Regions from separate parts of the Mus musculus genome. Here region 2 is linked to region 1. A link is a loop called in an ENCODE intact Hi-C map of the cell type or tissue named here. Cell type or tissue: heart. All regions are shown on one strand.

The links. Peaks named below come from ENCODE experiments on the same cell type or tissue, not always from the same donor. Only the 100,000 strongest peaks of a DNase experiment are listed, where the experiment ranks them.
Region 2: it touches region 1 in a loop (4-fold over the local background); 24 of 42 quality-filtered maps call a loop at or near these places.

The regions. Positions count from the first base shown.
Region 1 is chr12:69,573,288-69,575,787 of GRCm38, reverse strand. No RefSeq gene overlaps it. Among named protein-coding and RNA genes, the nearest start is that of Vcpkmt, 8.5 kb to the left of the region's middle. In heart, a CTCF peak has its summit at 1,077 (motif pointing right); a DNase peak (open chromatin) is centred at 1,077; H3K4me3 peaks cover 401 bases; H3K27ac peaks cover 564 bases.
Region 2 is chr12:69,356,432-69,358,931 of GRCm38, reverse strand. It overlaps Nemf (nuclear export mediator factor), which reads left to right and starts at 1,756. Exons shown (of 33, transcript NM_025441.3): 1 at 1,756-1,881. The coding sequence starts at 1,823. In heart, a CTCF peak has its summit at 1,561; a DNase peak (open chromatin) is centred at 1,851; H3K4me3 peaks cover 1,377 bases; H3K27ac peaks cover 1,426 bases.

The sequences.
Region 1 (2,500 bases):
GGGGAGCTGCACAGCACACACCTGGAAGGTGGAGGCAGGATCATGGGTTCAAGGCCATTCTGGGACACATAGGAACACATGGCCATATCTCAAAAACAAATAGGTGCAAGAGATGAGTGAGGTCATGCCTCTAGCTGGGCATCAACCAGTATACCAACTGCCCAGCTTCAAGTAATTACCAGTGTGTCAGGGAAATGCTAGAGATGAGTTGGGGTCCTCTTGAGCAAGCAGGGTTTGTTGCTGTGGGCTGCGGGGCCTAGCACCACTTACCAGGGAGTAGGTGGACGTCACCTGGAAAGAGATTGCAGCCCCAAACTGGTTTGTGTTTGTTTTGGCTTTAAGTTTGGGGATTTTTGTTTCGTTTTGGTGTTTGGAGACAGTTTCTCTGTGTAGCCCTAGCTGTCCTAGAACCTGTAACTTCCTAGCTTTGTAGGGACTGTTTCTTCAACCAGACTGTGTGGTCACTTGGAAAATTGGAAGCTAGCAGAAGCCAAGCACTATGCTAAGGTCAAGCTTCATTCTAGCCGGAGTAAACAGGAGGTGTGGTGGTGGTACTGAAGGACTCCAAATAGCTTTAATGTTTCCTAAATTGAGAATCACCACCATAAAGAAACCCGTGTCTACTACCTCCCAGCAGGGAGGGCGAGAGAAGGGAAGAGAAGTGCTCTGGTTAGAGTGGCCTGTCCTGCCCAGAATGAGGGGCTGAACCTCAAAACCTGTGGAACAACTCTAGGAACCAGAATCGCTGTTAACTGAAGGCTGGGGGAGGGATTCTACAATTCAGAGGCAAATTGCAGGCCTCCTCACCAGTGACTTGAGCCTCTTCCACCTTCTCCCTCTGGTTGCCTAACTCTTCTCCCATTTCTAACAGTCTGTGGATTATAGTTGGTGACACCGGGTTGGTTTTGATTCCACATTATTATTTAAGTGCAGGACAGAATGGCGGTGCGTCTTCTTGTGCTTCTTTTCGCCCCCTCCTCACGCTTTCTGGCTAAATGTGATGAGCAAGGGTTTGCCTTTTTTTTTTTTTAACCCAGTGTGGGACATAGAAGTAGGACTGTAGTTCCAAAGGTGCCCTGTAGGTGGCATTACACATCTTTGTCTTTAAACAGCGTCTAGTAAGGTGGCTGTGAAAAGACTCGGTTTTGAATTGCAGCCAGCCCTCAGATTTTAAAAATTTTTAATTAAATTTGATTTTCAGAACTAGTCTACCCATTAGGAGGGTCCTTGCTGGAGAAAACACGGCAGAAGCTGAGTGAGACGGCTTTCCCAGGAAGTTGTCTTTGGTGTAGCTTTCTGTTTCATTCTGTTCAACCTATGTGGCTCACGAAGCTGCATATGTTGTGATTTGTAAATGGCCTTTCTGCTGTAGATTCCCGTCTGTGCAAGGAAGAGGCCTTTACGAGTCTAACTTTGTTCTAATTAGTGCAGTTCTAAAAATAAAGTTCAAGGTGAACTTCAGCTTTATATCTGACATGCGGCTTCTACGGACTTAAAACTTCTAATCAGCTTTAACTAGTTCTCCAAATGGGCATGCCTTCTTCCACAGAAGATCAGATTTCACATCAGAAGACTGAAGCTGTCTGTCAGTGGCCCTCCCACAATCACGTACTCCTAGGGTGAACCACATCCCACGGGAAAGTAATAGGACAGCTGAGTTTCCCTTTTCCCAGTTCTGAGTGGGAACACGGTAAAGGCTCAGGCAGGTAAAGGCAGGTGAAGTTGTTAAAACCTTAAGACCCACGTGACACAGAACACAGACCACCCAGCCACTGAGGCCCTGTCACTCATTACAAGATGAAGTCTGTGACTAGTATGTACAATATGCTAGGACAAGTCCTCTGTATGGTAATGGTTTCTCCCTGTGCCTTTGGAATAAAGTGTGTCGGGACAGAAACCCAAGGACTGCACCATCCAGAGTTGATTCCACAGCCTGTCTTTTACTGTCTGTGTGATCTTGTTCCTTAAACGCTGTGCCTTGTCCTCATGTAAATAGAGGATGGTTTTATCATGGGCCGCAGAGGTTCCCATGGGAGTTTAAGTTGTTTGCTCTACGCAGTGCACCGGAGTACCTGGCAAACAGTAAACATCACTACAGCAAAAGTGGAAATACGGGTGGGGACCTGGGAAACCTGCACAATGCCAGTTGCTTTTATCTGCTGCGTTGTGTAATCCAGGTATCCCTTTGAGCGTATAGAATTCATGCCAACGTCCCTCCCCTATCATGGAGGAATGGCAGCTGAGGCAGGAAAAAGTTGAGAACACTGGTTCACAGTGCTGTTAGTTAAATGAGTCAGCCATTTTAGAAAGGTGACGGGAAGCCATTACTGTTCACTTACAAACATAGCATGTGACGTGTGAACATTTTGTTTTGTTTTTCAGTACTGGGCTTTGAACGTCCAGCCTTTTGTGCACTGAGCAAGTAAGTGCCTACCACTGAGCTATGTCCCTCAAGTGTGCTTGTGTGTGTATGTGAGTATGCACGTATGCGTGTGTGCCA
Region 2 (2,500 bases), 220 kb after region 1:
TTCAGATCTGTTGCTCTCTTCTGAAACATGGTTGTACTTTGATTTTAAATATCCTACAATTTTCTATCAATTTCCCCATGTCCAAGACTCTGTATATGTTTTGGCTGTACATTTAGCCTTCTACTTGTATTTAGGATAGAATAAAAAACTGATGCTTACTACAAAATGCTGTGTTTTAGATCCCTTTCGAGTGCTGGAAGCTTGGTGCCAGGTGTAGCGGTGAAAGCCTTTAAAAATCAGAAATGCTATTGTTCTTGAGAGAAACCAGTTTCACTCATGAAGAAGCTATCATAAGAAGAAGCCTGGCGCGTGCACCCCTGCTGCTTCCGTCTCACCTCGGAACTGCCCCCTCTCTTTCCATGTGCTTCCCTCAAGATGCTGGAATGTAGCAGGGGGGCTGCCCTTGTTAGATTGAAATAGATGTGGCTACTCAGTTTCAGAGTTCCAGCTGCTAAAACTGTGAACTTTGTACATTGTTTAACTGTTGGTATTTTGTTACAACAATAGAAACTAGATTAACACATTTGCCAACATTAAAGGTTTATGATCTATCTGGGCATGATAGTATGTACCTGCAATTCCAATACCAATGAGGCTGGAATCAGAGGGAGACTGAGGACAGCCTGGCTTATAGGGTGAGTTTAGACTAACCTTGACTATATAGCATGCCCTGTCTCAAAAGCAGAGTAATTACAAAAATCCTTATGTTTTTAGATATACAAATTTGACACTTTCCCTGCTTTCTTTTGCTTTTTTGGTCACCCATTCTAAGAACTTATAGCGATGTGAATGCTAATGACTTTAAACTTTTAAATACATGTTTCACTGATTTTAAAATTCCTCCAGTTTCTAAATGTGTTGGTAATTTCAGCACTCAAAAAGGCAGAGACAAGAAAATTCAGAGTTCTAAGGTGTCCTGGGCTACATAGAAAGACCCTGTATCAAAAATGACCATGACAACCACCCCCCCACACACACACACCTTCCACTGTCCAAAACTAGTAGATTTTTGTTCTTAGTTTTAGATTTGTTTATTACTAACATTAGAACTTTTAAAAAGAAAAATTTAGACGAATTAACTATCGTATATTTGAACCCTGAATAATTTATGTATGAATTGGTAGCATGCAGAACTTGAAGCAGTTTAGAGAACGCTGGGGTGTGGGAGGAGAACTTTTTCTCCTTCTCCCATGGGAACTCTTACTTTATTTTTATCTGACATCTTTACTTAGTGAATTTTTGAGTATTTGAGGTGCCAAGAATTTATGAAACTCGGGCTATATAGAACCCCACCCCATTCAACTTGAATGAGAATTCTACAGTATGCCGCAGAATCCTATTTCGGAGAGTAGTACCCAGCAAAATAGGAACCCATCTCTACGGCTTGTCAGAGTCAGGGAAAACCAACCGTTGGTTTTTGTCTAGTCTCAAATTCGCGTTTAGAAAGACCCCTTGCTCTTCCATCCTGAGCGATAGCGCCTTCCTGGGGCAACTGATTAATGGTTAATGACCTACAGGATCCTAATGGAGACCCATTTTAATCCCCAAACAAGGGGACGGGATTAACCCGGTCATTGTTCAAGGAAAGGACGCAGTTTCGAGAAGGTAGTTAGTTCTATGTCGAGTTTTTTTTACACAGTGAAAAAAATAATTGATCATGATTTGACAACAAACTTCGGTTAAATAGCGCACTTTCACTATAAGTAATATTGGGTCATTTGGGTTGCCGTAGACACAAGCCAAGCGCTCATGCGCAGAAGCATAGTGGTCCTGCGTCGGCTCAGTCCCTGAAAGGACTGCGGTAGCGACACGCAGCCTAGCCATGAAGAGCCGGTTCAGCACGGTTGACCTCCGCGCAGTGCTCGCGGAACTGAATGCGAGGTATGGTGGTGGGAGTGGACAGGCTCGTTCACAGCAGAGGGAGCGGAGGCCGGGCACCGGGTGGTCGCGAGACGGAGAGCCTCACGGTCGTCCCGGTGCCTCGGGGATTCTCTAGGCCTGGGGGCCGAGCCCGGGGCCGGTGCCCCCGGGAGACACCCCCCCCCCCCCCCCCCCCGGGGACCGTGCCTGATGCTGCATCTCCCTGGCGCTGATTCCGAGAGGTCTTGCCGGGGTGGCCTGAGTCCCGCAGCGAGCGTTTGGTAGAACGGGAGTGATCGTCTTTGCTCCAGACTGGCGGCCTGGCTTCTTCAGAATTCCCGTCCTTCTTCCCAAAGAGAAGTAGCAGGGCCTTCCAGCTGAAATGGGCAGATTTGGACCTGTGTCCTGGACTTGTCGCCTATTCAGCTGTGTGAGCTTTGTCGCATTTTCGGGGACTCGGCTACTTCCTCCGCTCCGAATAAGTCATTTAGACTTAATTTTACTGTATTTACACCCCCCACCCCACCCCAGCACTAGTAGTCTGGTGTTACTGAGATCAACAGGCCACTTTTGTGCTTAAAAGTCTACATTTAATTTGAGGATACCTTTATAGGCGGTGGAGGTATCTTAGCGGAAGAGT